Regions from separate parts of the Homo sapiens genome. Here all the other regions are linked to region 1. Evidence: chromatin loops called from intact Hi-C (ENCODE). Cell type or tissue: MCF 10A. All regions are shown on one strand. Each heading gives the region's core, and the rest is flanking DNA. Links, peaks and the distances in the headings are about the cores only.

Region 1 (5,770 bases), core at 239-5,238:
ATTTGCCTCAAAGTGACTCTCAGACCTGCATTAGGCCCTTGGTTTTTACATCAGGACCTATAGAAATAAATGTTAAAATTATTTTTTGGAGGATTTGTAATCTGATTACAGAATTCCAGGGTTTAGCCTTGTGCTGAAGTTCCTAACATAGGAAAAATGCTAGGGTTCCCCTTCGTGTATGTTCTATTTACAGATATGGAGTATTACAATTCATGGCATCCACTTAGTTTCTCCTTTGCATGATGACCTATGTGGAAAAGTCCCACAGGAGCATTGATATCTGTGCAGGACACTATGGTCATGTATACATGAGCTACTTAAGGAAAAGGGCTGTGGCCAGGAGCGGTGGCTCACGCCTGTAATCCCAGCACTTTGGGAGGCTGAGGTGGGCGGATCACCTGAGGTCGGGAGTTCGAGACCAGCCTGGCCAACATGGCGAAACCCCATCTCTACTAAAAATACAAAAATTAGCCAGGCGTTGTGGTGGGTGCCTGTAATCCCAGCTACTCAGGAGGCTGAGGCAGGAGAATCCCCTGAACCCGGGAGGCGGAGGTTGCAGTGAGCCGAGATTGCGCCATTGCACTCCAGCCTGGGAACAAGAACGAAACTCTGTCTCAAAAAAAAAAAAAAAAAAAGGAAAAGGGCTGTGTCCCTTCTTGTTTAATAGCTCCCTACAGTGTTTAGAAGTGTGCACTATACCCAGTATAGCTACTACTATTAAAAGTCTTGAAAGAATGCTTAGAGTAGTTCAAGTCTATTTCTTTAAGACTCACTCCTGTTTTGAAAAGCTTCAGTACAGCTAAGTCATGCAGGAGGATATATCTATCACTTGGTATTCTCTTTGCATTCAAAATGAGTGAGACATCATAAAACACTTCCAACTCCCTGACAATGTGTATTATGTGGCCTAGAACACCATGTGATGCCTTGATATGTTTGTGCGTCACCGGGCCCCAAAGACCTAACCATAAGTTCCCTTGTTCTTGCTAGATGTGTCCCCTTGACCCCCAGTGAAAAAGGCTTCCACCTGGCTAGTTTCCCTATTAGTCAGACCAGCTGCACTCCACCAGTCTGCAACCTAACAGGCTTTCATTTTCTTGCCATCCAACAAATTTCTTCAAACAATCCAATCACATCCTCCTGTGGGAACCAGGGGTTATCTCACCCCCTTGTTACTACAAAGTGTGCCTCACCATGGCCTCTGATTGTTCTGAGTCCAACCCCAGTGTGGCCCTACATGGTATGGGATGTTCTTCTCCTCTGGGCTGTGAGTATATGTGACCAACAAATTGCTATTTCATCTGCCCAGGGTTTGGTGTTTGGCCATCTTGTATTATTTAGGGTGGGGGACTCCTCCCTCACCGACGGGGTGAACAGGAGGCCACTAGAACAGAATGATAATTCACTTTATTCAGGAGAATTTTAGTGTCCATCAACTAATACTGCTCAACAAAAATTAGCACATTATGGCTGTTCTCACTTTGATGGTTTAATTAAGTGAGGGTCTCTGTATATCATAAGGCTTTGTAGTCAAACGTGGTGATACTCTGTGTATAAATTTTGGATTTTGTCTTTTGCTGTGATTTCATAATAAAGGTGATTGGTTTAGCTTGGACCTGCATCAGCCAGGTAGTAAAAATGAATCTCTTTTTAAATCCAGTTTGAATGCTTAGATCAAATGTGTTTTCCTCTTTCACCGTTCTTAATGGTGGAGTTCGTTGATGCAATAAAAGTGAAATAATGACACTTTGCTTTTTGCAAATGTCTTCACTTTTCAAGATACTTTGCATTTTCAAGGTATCAATAGCTTTACAGTTATCTGGACAGTTCAACAGTGAAGGAAATGATACTTTTTCAAAGTTTCTATACAATCTTTTCACTACTCCAAAGAGTTTGAAATGATCGTGTAGATCAGTAGTTCTCAACTGGGGCCAGTGTTGCTCTTAGGGGATAGTTGGCAATTTGTGGGAGTGTTTTGGGTTGTCTAATTAGGGCGACAGTGCTTCTGGCATCTAGTTGATAGGGACAAGTGATGCTGCTAAACATCCTACAATGAATAGAATAACTCTCATAATGAAGGTATTATCCCATCCCAAATGCCCAAAGTGCTGAGGTTGAGATTCCCTGATTTAGACCACACGGCATGCTGCTTGCTCTTTTCAAATTACACAAACCATTATGTGAATGATTTGACCCACAATTCAGCCACAGTCAGAAGTTGGCTTATTCAGAAAGTAACTCATGAGAACATTCCTAGAAATAGTGCAAAGCACCACAGTAGAGGCTGGGGGTTAGGGCACGGCAGATCCATGCTCATCCTTTCAGTCTGTATATAATCTCTACATCCCACAGTCCCTTTGTGCCTGTCTGAATAGAGCAGAACCATATTCTGCCATGACAAAGCAAAAATTCCCAGTCCAATGCTATAACTTTCAGTTCAGAATAGACTTTACAGAACATTTGTGTCTTTTTCATTTGATATTTAAGTATTCATACACAGATACTAGCTTCTTTCATGTGAAATTTGTAATTTAAAAAATGGATTAGTTTTTATTTTGGAAGAAGAATCTGCTCAACAATCAAATAACTCTTTTAACTGTCTGTCAAGTTATAAATGAGCCTAGTTTTGATACTATCCAGTTTATTATAGCTTAAATTGTAGGGGATCTAACAAATGTTGGTAAAAATGTCTTCTGTGGGCTCATTAGTATCATTTTTAAATGGAGGCTCCGCGGCTTCATTGAGCTGAATTCCTGCCCTGCCTTGCCCTCTTTCCTTTCTTATGTGTACACAGCTCTGACTCACTCATTACACAACCTTTGGAAAGAGAGTATGTGCTTAGAGGCAGAGATATGGGCTTGCCTGTGCACGTCAGTGCAAAAACTCATTGAGAATCCTGCTTAGGTTTATGTTTCCATTACCACTATTATTGCAGATCTGACTGAATGTGATGGCTTCTACATAATTACACACACATACACCTCATTCATGTAAATGAAATAAGCTTATGAGGCAAGTAATCATCTTAACTTGATAGCCACCACTCTTATTTCTTTGAGAATTAGGTGATATTTCTAGACTCTAGGAATCTTGCTTCCCTTAGTCCTGACAGTGAGCCACACTTTGTTTACAAATGAATTATGTCTGGTATTTGTACATTGGCACCAGTGAGATCTATTGGAGAAGTTTCATTGTGAAACTTTATTGCTTCTTAATTAATAACTTTATTATAGTTTAACTAGCATACATTTATTCACTATAAATCTATAATACTATGGGTTTAGTAAATTCATATAGGTGTGCAACCATCACCATGATCCAGTTCTAGAATGTTTCTGTTACCCCAAGCTGGTCCCTCATGCCCATTGTCAGTCCTCGCTACCCTCCCAAGCCTCAGGCAGTCCTCTTGTGCTTTCTCTTTCCTTAGATTTGCCATTAACAGACCTTTCACTTAAATAGAATCATACAATACACAGGCTTTGGTGCCAAACTTCTTTCTCTTAAACCATGCTTTGGAAGTAAATCCATGTTGTTGAATGTGTCAGCAGTTCATTTTTATTGCTGAGTATTTCAATACACAGTTATACCCCACTTTGTCTAGTTACCAATTGATAGACATTTAGATTATTTCTAATTTTTTTTTTTTGCTTTATAAATAATGCCTGTGTAGGTATATGTTTTCATTTGCCATGGGCGGATATGTAGGAGTAAAATTACTGGGACCTTTGGTAGATGTGTGTTTAAGTTTTAAAGAAAATACCAAACTATTTTCTCAAGTGACTGTACTATTTCACATTCCTTCTAACAACACATACGATGGTTCCAGTTTCTCCGCATCCTTGCTAACACGTAGTATTATCAGCCTTTCTGATTAGTTACATTTTAGTGGGTCTATAGTGGTATCTCCTGTGGTTTAAATGTGTATTTTCCTGATGATTAATGATCTTAAGCATCTTTATTTGTGCCCTTTCTATATCATCTTCTTTGGTGAAAGGTGTATTGGAATATATTGTATTGAGACAATGTTTACATCTCTCACCTTCTTTTTGCCTCTCGTTGCCACTATTTTTCAGTCCCAATAGGTTGACAATTAATTGATTTCTGAGCTATAAGACTAGGCACTTCTCAGATATTTTAGTGAATTATTGGGAAGGGGGATCAGAGGCATTAGCACTTTTGGGAGGTATTGCTTGAAATTACAAAGCTTCCTTCACTGCTTAATATGTCTGACTATTTCAAGGAACCCATTTACACTATTTCTTAATAGGTGCTGCAAAGCAGTTTGGTGCCAAAGATTTTAATCTCAAAAGATTTTATTTATCCCAATGAGAGATTTGAGATTTTATTAATCTCAAAAGCTGATTTTGAAAAGAATTCAGGAGGAATTTTGCATTCCTATTCTGAACTGTTCTTATAGTTGTCTAGTATTCATCCATTCATGCAGGTAATAAATGCTAGATTAAACTATAAAAATCTTTAAAAGTAAAGCACCTTAAAAATTATAGTTGCACATCTAGGCAAGATCTATTCCTTGCAATTCAGGCAACTCAGTATCTTGGGCTGGTTTACTTTTCAAGCTCTCAGTCAGACCCTTTATTTCATGGAAAAGTTATTTAGTCAGGGTTCTATCCATTAGTTTCTCCAGCAGGCTTTGCTTTTCTTTGGTGCATTGTTTTTTAAGTTAAACTAAAATAAGAAGATTTTTCTGGTGAAAAATCCTGTAAAGCAGGTGATATGGCTATACAATAATATTCTGTTTTAAAAAATTATAGTTTGTTTCACAAGCTTAAGAATTATAATAACATGGAATTTAAAAGTCTTTGTTGCTTTGTGTTGTAAACTCATTCTGGAAAAGTTGAGGAAAGTATACTATTATTTTTCTTTTGACTTGTTGGCTAATGGTCATTTTTCCAGAATGACTTGATGTGAAAGAGCATGAACTATTCCAAGCAAAGCAGAATTGTTCACAGTTGGAGAGATTCAATATCTCTCCAAACCAAGTCTTTTGGCTTACATTTCCCTGCAACACCTCAAGCCACGGTGAAGCTTTGAAAGAAGATGCCCATTGAAAAGTGTTTCACAATTCTAGGACCTCAGACTATACTGCTTCTAAATACACTGGTTCTGTGCCTGTAAAGTGCAGATTGGGCTCCCACTAATTTACAAAATTAAATCCCATTCTCACTCTACTGATCCCGTAAGCTGATTCTGTGAAGGCCAAGGCCACATTTCCTGGATACCCTTGTTTCTCCAGGATCTAACAAAGAGCCACATGTGTAGAATGTAATCAGTCATTGTTGACTAAACAAATGTTGAATGTTATCTTAACATTGTTAAATGTCAACATCATAAAATGGTGAATGAATATCTTAATACCTCACTGTCTGACTCTTAGAGAGACTACCTTCTACTCAGTATTTTCAGGTTTCTTCAGATTTGTTCCTTTTGGTTCAAAGGTTAAAATGAAGAGATCACTACTGTATATTCTGGTATGATGCTAATAACATTTTAGAATATGTGGAATTACCAATATACAACTATATCATTTTAGTTTTCCTGTAATTTTTCAAATGTATGTTATTTTACAGACATGCATTAGATTCATACTACATAAAACTACTACGCCTTAAAAGGGAGCGTTACAGAGGCATACGGGAGAGAGTTCGTGCCTTCAGAGGAGCTTAGAATACAAGGTAGGATGCTGAGAGGTATACAAATAATATAAAGGACTAGGTACAAGTGGAAGGAATGTGGTAAGGATGCAGAGAAA
Region 2 (5,770 bases), core at 437-5,436, 350 kb before region 1:
AGAACATGAGAATCCCTTGACTAAACTTTATTAATATAGCAACTGTGGTTGAAGCTTCTTATGCAGACTATGAAACTATGAGATAGTTTTTTGAATTTTTAAAAATTGTAGATATACTATGAAATAAAGATTTACCTTAGGTGGCTTAGAAATGTCTGTTTCTGTTGCCTCCATTTTGTATCTACCACTCAAATTAATGAGTATTTTATCTTTTTTACACTTCATGTTCATAATCGTTTCATTGGTTAAATGTTTCTTTCCTGGACAATACCAAGTGAAAATGAAAATTTATCTGTTTTGGCACTTAAATGCCACCTCTAATCGCCTATGGCTAACTTTGAATACCACTACTCAAAGACCCTGAACTGTTTGAAGTGTGTTAGATAGTTGTAGTGAGTATATATGCAGGTGTGTGTGATAAATACTGAAAAGTCTCAGTACCTCTTTTATAGGCAGAACCTCAGAAATTGAGAATTATGGTATTAAATTGGTCTACACATTCACGGGGGAATATCCCGCAGTTGTCATTTCTATATGATTTGGCAGAGAAATAGAAAAATTTATCCTGAGAAATTGTTTAATTGAGACTAATAGAAAATTCCCTTCAGGATTCTCACAGATGGATCAGGTTTGTCACTTTGAAGGTTTCATTATTCACTAACTTAACAACATTGAAAGTGAAGTGTTGGCAGAGGTTTAGCAGGAAGAGAAAGAATAGCACCCAGCACTCCCAATCTATTTAACAATTGAAGAAACAGAGGCTGGCCTTGTCTTTTTACCTGAACCCCAAGAAAAGCTCTTTCTGATACAATACCATTTTCTTCTTATGAAAAGGTCAGATCTTACAGTGAGAGTCAGCCAAACATAGACATAGATATAGAGAGATACCCAGATAATACACAGTCACATAGGTAAACACTCAGCTGGTCAGGCATCCACCCAGAAAACTGAAAAGAGGAATATCCTACTTCTTCTTTTTTAGGATTTGTCTGTAAAGTGTGTCCACCACCCTACAGACAGAGAGGAAGCAATCTAACTCTTTTTCTCTGTCTTGCACACAAGGAGCAAAACAGAGATGTAGGAAACAAAACAAAACAAAACACACAGAGCAGAGAGAAAGGGGTGGGGTGGGAGAGAGAGAGAGAGAGATTATGGGACATGCAAGGGAAATGGACACAAAGAGAAAATGTCAGACATTTATTTGTCCATGGGTATCACCAATGAACTGAAATCTCAGCCAGTTACAAATTTACCAGAACATTTTTTTGATGATGTGAAACAAAAAAGCAAGAAGTGTGGCATATTTGAATATCAATTTTATACCTGAGGATTTCTTAATAAAGTTCCAAACTCCTCAGATGCAGTTTCCCAGAATACCAGCACTGTATTCTGTACTCCAGAGTGGCAACTATAACCTATGCTATTATTTCACACCTCTTGAGACTGGATTTTTATTTTCCTTATTTAGTTGACTCAGTCTGTTATAAGCGAGCATTGCAAGTTGTTACTGGTGATTCAAAGTCTATAAAATAAAATAATGAGGGCCATTGAGTAGGATGGATACACACACCCTTTATAGCCAAATCTCAAAAGAAGCAAGGAATTCTTTTTAGTTTAAAGATAAAAGATAAGATCATTTCTAGACAAAAGGAATTATAATAATTCTTAGCATGTGATTCTAGTAAATATAGAGAACATTATTACTCTAAGAAGTTGTAAAGTTTAAAGTATAAATGCTATAGGACGGCTTAGACAAACTTTTGGCTAGTACGATCAAAATAAGCCATTAGTAAGGGAAGGTTTAGAGGACTATGTGGTGAGTTCATTACAGCTGAGCAATGTCTCCCAGAAGGCCCCTGCCTCAAGGGCTTACAGACTAGATTTGTGTCTAGAACATTATTAGGATACCTTCCTTTATTTAAATTTCAATTATTTATGCAAACTATTAATCTAAATTGGGCTCTAGGGAGCAATAAACTTGTGGGTAGAGGTTAAGTATCTGGAAGAAAGTAACTGTTTTTAGGACTTTTAGGTTAAAATTTAGATTCAAAAGACAAAAAATATTTCAAAGACCTTCAACCTGATTTTGTCTTTGGGCAGCACATTTTACTCATATGTTGTCTTCAATTCCTTAGCAAATAGGCAGACATGATTAGTTTGAGTGACAGTAAGCTAGGTTGCTATTTTGAAAATTTTAACTACAAATTAATACCTTTTAACTAGAAATTATTATTATTTAATATTTTAAGCTTTATGACAAATTGGAAGTTTATTTTAGTTTTGTGGAAAACTAGAAGTGTTTTTCTTTTTGGGGAAAAAAGGGGTTCAGGAAAGAAGAAAACAGAGAAGGTAGTATTTTATGAACCACTTACCTTTCAAGAGAAGAAACTCAGTATCCTCAATTTTTCATTCTGCTTGAGATAGCTGGTTGCACAAGCACTTTTTTTACTCAGCTATCTCTTACTTGTAGAAAAGTCCAAAATTATTTTCATGCTGAATTGACATTTGTACAAACTGAGGTCTTAAAAGAAACCTATAAGAGAGGAAGCAGAACTAGTGATCTGTAAACAAAACAAAAAAGGAATAATAACTTTTACAATTAGCCAATTTAAAAGAAATAATGGAAAACAAATGGACATTATTTTGGTTGTTGTTGTTATAAAGTTATTGACATTTTTTCTTGAAAGGTTTTCTTTAATATCTAAGACACTATTCAGGAAATACTGATAAAACCACACAGTGTTTTTGAAGCACTGGTTTACTCAGGTCTTATAATGTACCACTTTAACATTTAAAATATCAAAGAGGTTGAAATTATACTGACCACTTCCTAAATTATATTTATACATAAGCCACAAGATTGTCCCTTGCATTAGATTCCCACACTGTGTTATATAATGAATGCAGCACATTGCTGATAGAGGGATGCTTATTCTAAGATACTGTTATCTTCACTAGAAATTGCCCTCTTTGTTTATCTTTTGCTTGATTCCAGAAGTAGGATGTGTAAGACATCCATCTACCTAGGCACCTTGTAACTGACTTACTAAAAGGATCATATAAACATTATTTTTAATAGAAGGGCGTAGTTATGATTATTTTAATTGATAGCGACTGAGTAGATTTCCTAAAGAAGCCCTTTAGTTTAGTCAGTGTTTATCTTTTTCTTTCCTTGTGAGTCACAGCCGAGTTTCTTAGCTTGGAGGAACAATGCTTCTGCATTCTCCAGAGTGTAGCCTAGGAAAAGGTTGTGCTGTTCACCAAAGTACTGTAGTTAGTATTTACCACAAGAGGTCACTCTGGGTTCTGTCACAGGTGAACCAAGTAGTTAATATTTTTCTCTTTTTCTGTTCTCCCACCTCCCCCTTCCCCCACCTTGCTTGCCACCCCCCAAATTTGACTGGGAGGGAGTCAATGTAGTTAGTTGGTGCTCTTGGAAGAAAATATCTAAAATGTAAGACATGCAGGAAAGTTAAATGAAAAAAGGTATGTATTATATTAATTATTAGAATTTATTTTAGTTGACAGTGATCAACATTTTATAACTACACGAAAGTGATACTGATAAAAATTGTTTCTGTAAAGAGATGGATTTAAATACATTTTAGACTAATAGAGCATTTTCTTTAGCAGATAAAATTTTATGGTAATACGCAATTTCAGCATTTCATATACATACAGTATATGAAATATAAAGTCTTGCAGAAAAATGACCTGTACATAATGCTTCATATTGAGCCACTTCAACAGATTTTTTCTCTATGAGACATCTTTATATAATTTATATTGAATTGGTGAAGTAGAATCAGTTCATAACAGTGCTTTAATTTTATCAAAAGATAGTTTACAGATTTATAGTTACTTCCTCAGGATGTTATGTAATCCTAGTATTTTATTTTTACCCAAATTTTAAAAATTAAATACAGAGCTAAATTGTTTAAAATTATTAAATAATATTTTCAAAGTTTTTTAAATTATTAAACTCCAAAAGACAGGATTGGGAGTAGACTGTTTTAAGAGGTTTTGTTTCCTCTTAGTCAGTAAATCTGAATTTTGGTTTAAGGCAATTCTTTTTTCTTTTTGGTGGGTTAGAAACCATATAGCAAGAGATACTTTGAAATGTTCCACACAATTTTGGTTTTAATGGGAAAAATTGAAACATGTCTTAAAGTACTTTTATAAATACAAGAGACGTGTTGTGAATCAGATAAACATGGATAACAAATCACAATCCAAAACCAGTGGCAATTATTGTTGTGGAAATTGAGGTCAAAGAAAGTAGTGTTCTAGAAAGTATTCTAGAAAATGGACATTTATGAAACAAATTCCTTTACCAATAGCAAAGCAGAATGTAAAAAAATCCTCAGCATTTTCCACTAAATAGTCTAGCTTTATAATACATGACATGAGTCCTTTTCATCATTTAAAGATAATTAAAAAGAATCATTTAAATATTCCTATTTTATATAATATAGAAACTAATATATTAGAAAGGCTGAGTCTTGAAATATATTTGATCAAATGGAGGCAGTAATAACTATTGTCACATAGATCAGTGTGTATTTTAGACATCATTTTAGTGTTTGGTTATATGTGGATACTATTACCTAGTAAAGAGACATATTTATATACATTCTAGATAGTAGTTTTGTGATATATTAGGTTGACAAAAGAAAAAAGAGGAAAATTAATGAGCACAGTAATTTAGAAAGAAAGTGTGGTTAGAAAGCTATTGGAAATTTTATTGAAAATAGATTTCCCTCTCTCTTTGGGTCTGGTCCCATTACAGAAATATAACTATTAAGTACAAAGTCATATGGATCTCAAAAGATACGCAATTTGAGATCTGAGCTTATGTGCATAATCATAACAGCTTGTAGATATAAGGACATATAATTGGGAAGTCATGAAAATTTTGGTATATGAACTAAGCTCCCTGAGGATATGGGTCATATCTTAAAAAGACTTTTATGTCCTCCACTGTGCAGAGCACATAGCAGTAAGTATTCGTTGAATAAATGCTTTTTTGATTTTTGTCTCCTAAAGTAACCAAGACCATAATTAATTCTTTCCCCAAGCCAATGCTGATTAAATCTATTAAGTGAGCTTGAATAAGTAATTACATAGTTTAAACTATTTAGTTAATCAATGCATATATCTGAAAACAGAAACCACACTGCATAGGGCAAATCAGATGGTACTTCTGAGAGGATGAGAAAGGAATATGAAATGGATCCCATGTTCACTTCCTATTCCAAATTGAGGTGCGGCTGAAATATTTTCTACCATTTTTGTTTCAGTTGTCAAGAGCTTGAAAGCTGGACTATTTAATACCAGAAAGAACTGCTTAAAAATTTGTAGATTCTAACTAAATTATTTTAACAACTTTGCAGTTAGCAGTTATTGATGGTGAGTTTTATCCCTGGGAATCAATCCTTACCTGCTTAAGTACCTTCTGAGTGAGTTTTGCCTTGGGGAGCAGCTTACAGCCCTGTGCAGTATGCAGCAGAAGAGGAAAATGAGTTTTAGATTTTTAGAGACTGCAGGGCCAGCCTCAGGTTGCCATATCTAACTAAAAATCGAACAACTCACTTGGATTGAGGGGAAAAGTTAACCTTTGTCCTGATCTTTTCTGTAAGCCCTTTTTGGTCTGCTGGCATTTATTTTTATTTTTTAAATTTGGGGGAAAATTAAAGCACAATGATTTTATTTTTATACATTTACAAGCATTGAAAAAATAGAGGAGTTCCTCAATGGGGGTTAAAGAGTC
Region 3 (5,770 bases), core at 533-5,532, 510 kb after region 1:
TGAAACACCCCAGTTCCAGCACTTCCAGATTAGGTGAAAGACTGTCTAGGGATACGCTATGCAATTCAGTAACCACTCACATGTGGCTACTGAGCACTTGAAACGCAGCTACCTCAACCTGAAATGTGCTGCAACTGTAAACTACGCACTAGTTTCAAAGACCTAATATGAAAAAAGAATGTAATGCATCTCCATGATTTTATATTGATTATATGAGAAATGATGTTATATTGGTTTAAAGTTAAAATATTTTAAAAAGTAATTTTACTTGTTGCACTTCACTTTTTAAATGTATTTACCAGAAAACTGTACAATATAGGTGCGATTGACATTATGTTTTTGTTGAACTCTACTGGTCTAGTGTATGATTCTCAATAAAATTGCAATGGAGCTTTTCTCATCTAGACATCCCAGAGGTCTCTCCCAGTACATATGAATCAGCAGAAACTATGAGTGGTCCTGTTTTTGAAGATGCTCCTCAGTGATTATAAGAGCCATAGAGTATCTGCACTAGAACATTCTAAGTGTGCTTCATAAGCTTTATTTTTGTACATCCATCACCTGGGGAGCTCATTAATCAGCTAACTTCAACTCCAGAGATTCTGATGAGTTCGATCTGAAATGAACCTGAGGTCCCCTGGAATGTTCATTTACTATGCCCTGCACATGATCTAACTCAAGGGACCCCCAGAACCACATTTGAAAAAATACCTCTCTGGGGGTGGGAAGTGCTGTCACACAAGGAACAGGTGAAAACAACCACCAGCACTGTACCAGCAATGCAGGGGCACAAAAGGGGAAGAGGACAATAATGAAAGTAATTATTTAAGTAATTTGATATGTGGCATTACAAAAAAATTATCAAAATAATCAGAAAGTCATAACTGTTTATCTTGTTTAACTTTTAACTTTTTGGTTTAGAAAATTCTTCTATTATTTTAAATTACATGACAAGGAGTGGGTATAATCTTTTCAGAGCTTGGAGCTTCTACAGATTTGATGTTAACACATAATAAAAATATTGTCCCAAACATGGAGGCTGCTCTATCTTCTACTGTAGGATATTAGGATCAGAAGGATCTGTATGGACACCAGCCTTTGGGTTCATTAATCCTGAGGGCAGAGTGTCTTACCTTTTGGTCTTGATTTACTGTTTTTTTGTTGTTTTGTAAATCAGATCATCCTTATTAAAGAGAGGAAAACTGCTGCATTCAGAGGAAGATAGATCTTCAGAAAACATTGTCAGGCAGAAGGCCTTTGGCTCATTAACTACACAAGTTAAGGTCCCTCTTGCAGAGCCCTAAAGGACTCTCACCAACACCACAGCAGGAGAACCAATACCCTGGGCAAATGACTTCCTGCCTGCAGAAAGTCTCTTAGAAGAGAAGGTTCTAATTCTAGTTAAAAGCTCTCCCACCTCGATCTGCTCGGAGCCCGGATTTAGGCTCTGATTCACCATCTCTGCATTCCAATAGCATGCAAATAGCACCAAGAGCTGGAGTCCATTAAAAAAAAAAATTTTAACAGATTTCTTAAGTGGTCATAAATCTTGTTTCTGATGTGTTTTGTTTCTTCCAACAAGTACCTTGCCATTAATGAAAGAATTATTTTAAGGCAATTTAAGATCCTAAAATTTAATCAAATTTCCATATGACTTATTTTAGCAAATTGTTATAAAACAGGCAGTAATTAGCAGGAGGTGACCACCATGGTAAAGGATCCCTGGAAGATGATACTGTTCTTTTCACACCTGGGCAATTTGATTGACCTTCAGCGTAGGTGACCCCTTCATCTTTTTGTCCCCTTGTAGTAGTCATGATGGCATGGTTGAATACCCCATATTTGTGAAAGTGTCCTTCTTTGTGCTCACAGAACATATGGCTGAGGTCAGAGAGATGACTTGAAACAACCTTGAAACACAACTAACTAGGCCATTGTGGAATCAAGCCTATGACCCCAGCCTTTCAAACCTCAGCCTCTAATAGACTCAACCAGCCAGCCAATGTAGGGGATAGAGCACTGCATTACACTGTGTAAAGGCAAATCTTGGGAAATCTAAGGCTGTTAGTGTCAAAGGCACAGAAGCAAGCATCAGGCCCTATACTTCTCACCTGCATAAAGGAGTAAAGCCTGCAGAAGTTAAGCAACCTGTAAAAGGTGATATAATTAGTTAATGCCAGAGCCAAGGCCAATGTCCAAGTTTTAATTCCTAGGTTTAGAACTATTTCTCTTTAACATTAATTATGAAAATAACTGTAATGTGTCTTCATCAAAAACTAAAATAAGTAAGTATAAAGACCCTTAATTTTACATATGCAGAAAAATAACCACAGATTATTTCAGTTTTCCTATGAAATCATCTATAACAATTTATTCATGATTTACCATGTGTAGAGTATGTACTGTGAGTGTGGGCGTTACTAGACCCATTTTAGAAATGAGGACCCTGAGGAATTGAGTGTTTACCCATGTTCATGCAATGAAGAAATGGCAGAGTCTGAAGCCAGCTTACTCTTTTCTACCTTCGAAGTGGACCATATTACCCACTATGCTACACCACCTCTTAGAGCATCACCCACCACGTACAACTGGGTTTTGTTGGGGTCCTGAAGCTAGCTCAAGTTCCTGCCAAAACTAGATCCTCATCCCTATGACCCTGCCCCCGACCACCCCCACCCACACACACACTGCTGCCCACCTTCACTGTCTAATGTCAATTTACCATGGGAATTTTCTGTGTGTTCTAATTAGGTTCAGCAGGGCCCTTGCCTAAAAGCTACCTAGTGGCCAAATGCTGCCCATTAGAAAGCACATTCCTGTAGATGTGAAGTATGATACCTAGGATGTCTTCAGAAGGACAAGAAAGTCTGTGGAGCCTGTTGGAGGACTGGATAAATGTACCACTTCCTTTGCAACTTGGCCACAAAGCCATCCAGCTTCAGAAGACAAGGGAAGAAAAAGAGTTTACCCAAGCCCCAAAGTTCTCCTCCATGAATCCCACTTCCTCCTTCTACCTCTCACCTCTCAAATCTCAGATACTCATCAAGGCAATTGCTTCAGATTCCTTTCAATTCCCTTCTTACACAGCTGAGGACCCAGATGGAAACATGAGCCACTCATGACCATACAACTTAGCCTCCACCCAAGCAAGAACACTTTGAGAGTGTAAGGGGACACTATTGCTAAATGTGTTGGCCTATCAGACATAAGATAGGCTATCCTAGTCCACCTCAATGTATAATCAACCTGTCATACCTCCCAGTCGCCTTCTCTGCAAAACAGTTTTTAATGGACTGCTGAGGCAAAGGGCACAACTGCAGCAGCAGCGCTTTCCCAGGAAGGGCATCTCCCCAGGTGGCTGCCGTTACTGGCACACAGAGTCTGCAAGGGCAACAGCTGGCAAGGCAGGTTGGCTCACTTTAATTCAAATTGAACTCCTTCTACTGAAATCTAGTTTATTCTGAAAGAGGTGCTGAGGATATTGTTCGTGGAGCTGCATTTCTCAGCAAACTAGATCCAAAAGGCACCAAGTGGAAAAAGCAGGACACCTGTGAGCCATAACACAATTTGGCTGAGACACTTATTGCTACCAAGAGAAGAGCAAATGCAAAGGTTTGCTGCCACCTGCTGTTGCATATTCATCCTTGCTAACAAGATGACAGCAGCTGGGCTTGAGGCATTTGGTGCTTTGGGACATCTCCAGGAACCCAGACTCCAACTTACTCATACCAGAGCTGAACCACGGGGCCATCAAGCATGTATTTCACAAGCATTTATTGTGAACCTTCTGCACCCTAATCTAGGGAAGGAGATAAAAAGATGATTGAGATGAGACTCCTGCCCGTGCTGAATTTAAATCTATGTCATGAGAGGACAGAGAGCAGGGCAATGAGAAGTTGAGGGCAGAGATATTGTCTAAAATATCTTTGCATCTTCCAAAAAAAGAGTTTACCTTGTGATGTGTCAAAATGATTATTAGCTACCCAAGGAAGATGCACGTTCTAGTAATTTTTCTTTCATTTTCATTAGAAATCGATGAATGTGGTACACAGGAGCTGGTCCTAGAGAAATCTATGAAGTAGGGGTTATCTTCACCCTTTCCTCATGATCCCTAGCCTTTTGTCTTTGTTTCTGTCATATCCAGGGACCCAGTGGTATCAGATTAGGACAGGGACATTGATTTTTTTCTCATTATAGTCCTTTAACTTTTAAATTCAGGGGTACATATGCAGGATGTGCAGGTTTGTCAACATAGGCAACCATGTGTCATGGGGGTTTGTTGTACAGATTATTTCATCACCCAGGTATTAAGCATACTCTCCATTATTTTTTCTGATCCTCTCCCTCCTCTCACCCTTCATGCTCTGACAGGCCCCAGTGTGTGTTCGTCCCCTCTTTGTGTCCATGTGTTCTCATCATTTAGCTCCCACTTATAAGTGAGAACATGCAGTATTTGGTTTCCTGTTCCTGTGTTAGATTGCTAAGGATAATGGCTGATACGGTTTGGCTGTGTCCTCACCCAAGTCTCATCTTATAGTTCCCATAATCCCCATGTGTCATGGGAGGGACTCGGTGGGAGGTAACTGAATCATGTGGGTGGTTCCCCCATGCTATTCTCATGATAGTAAATTCTCACAAGATCTGATGGTTTTATAAAGGGCTTCCTTCTTTGCTTAGCTCTCATTCTCCTTCCTACTGCAATGTGAAGAACATGTTTGCTTCCCCTTCTGCTATGATCGTAAGTTTCCTCCCCACATGGGAGGTCTCCCTAGCCATGTGGAACTGTAAGTCAATTAAACCTCTTCCTTTATAAATTACCCAGTCTTGGGCAGTTCTTTATAGCAGCAAGAGAATGGACTAATACGATGGCCTCCAGCTCCATCTATGTTCCTGGAAAGAACATGATCTCATTTTATGGCTGCAGAGTATTCCATGGTGTATATGTCCCATGTTTTCTTTATCCAGTCTATCATTGATGGGCATTTAGGTTAATTCCATGTCTTTCCTATTGTGAATCATGCTGCAATAAACATACACATACATGTGTCTTTATAATCGAATGATTTATATTCCTTTGGGTATATATCCAGTAATGGGATTTCTGGGTCAAATGGTATTTCTATCTTTAGGTCTTTGAGGAATTGCCACCCTGTCTTCCACAATGGTTGAACCAATTTACACTCCCTCCAAAAGTGTAAAAGTATTTTTCTCCACAACCTCACCAGCATTTGTTATTTTTTTGGCTTTTTAGTAGTCATCCTGACTGTTGTAAAATTATATTTCATTGTAGTTTTGATTTGCATTTCTCTAATGATCAGTGATGTTGAGTTTTTTTTTTCAGGTGATTGTTGGCTGCATGTATGTCTTGAGAAATGTCTGTTCTTCAAAGTGTCCTTTGCCCACTTATTAATGGGGTTGTTTTTTCCTGTAAATTTAAGTTCCTTATAGATGCTGGATATTAGACCTTTATCAGGTGTATAGTTTGCAAAATTTTTCTCCCATTCTGTAGGTTGTTTACTCTGTTGATAGTTTCTTTTGCTGTGCAGCAGCTCTTTAGTTTAATTAGATTCCATTTGTCAACTTTTGCTTTTGTAGCATTTGCTCTTGGCATCTTTTGTCATAAAATCTTTATTTGTGCCTATGCCCTGAAGGGTATTGTCTAGGTCGCCTTCCAGGGTTTTCATAGTTTTAAGTCTTTAACCCATCTTAAGTTAACTTTTGTATATGATATAAGGAAGGGGTCCAGCTTCAACTTTTTGCATATGGCCAG

What was found. Peaks named below come from ENCODE experiments on the same cell type or tissue, not always from the same donor. Only the 100,000 strongest peaks of a DNase experiment are listed, where the experiment ranks them.
Region 2: it touches region 1 in a loop (3-fold over the local background); 3 of 110 quality-filtered maps call a loop at or near these places.
Region 3: it touches region 1 in a loop (5-fold over the local background); 3 of 110 quality-filtered maps call a loop at or near these places.

Annotation. Positions count from the first base shown.
Region 1 is chr14:62,689,435-62,695,204 of GRCh38, reverse strand. No RefSeq gene overlaps it. Among named protein-coding and RNA genes, the nearest start is that of KCNH5, 350 kb to the left of the region's middle. RefSeq lists a silencer at 2,740-3,034 and an enhancer at 2,740-3,034. In MCF 10A, for the core only: no CTCF peak of the experiment used is centred there; DNase peaks (open chromatin) are centred at 964 and 2,804.
Region 2 is chr14:63,037,499-63,043,268 of GRCh38, reverse strand. All of the region lies in intron 1 of KCNH5 (potassium voltage-gated channel subfamily H member 5), which reads left to right. Among named protein-coding and RNA genes, the nearest start is that of KCNH5, 5.1 kb to the left of the region's middle. In MCF 10A, for the core only: a CTCF peak has its summit at 3,301 (motif pointing right); a DNase peak (open chromatin) is centred at 3,258.
Region 3 is chr14:62,177,430-62,183,199 of GRCh38, reverse strand. No RefSeq gene overlaps it. Among named protein-coding and RNA genes, the nearest start is that of LINC00644, 40 kb to the right of the region's middle. In MCF 10A, for the core only: a CTCF peak has its summit at 3,628 (motif pointing left); a DNase peak (open chromatin) is centred at 3,639.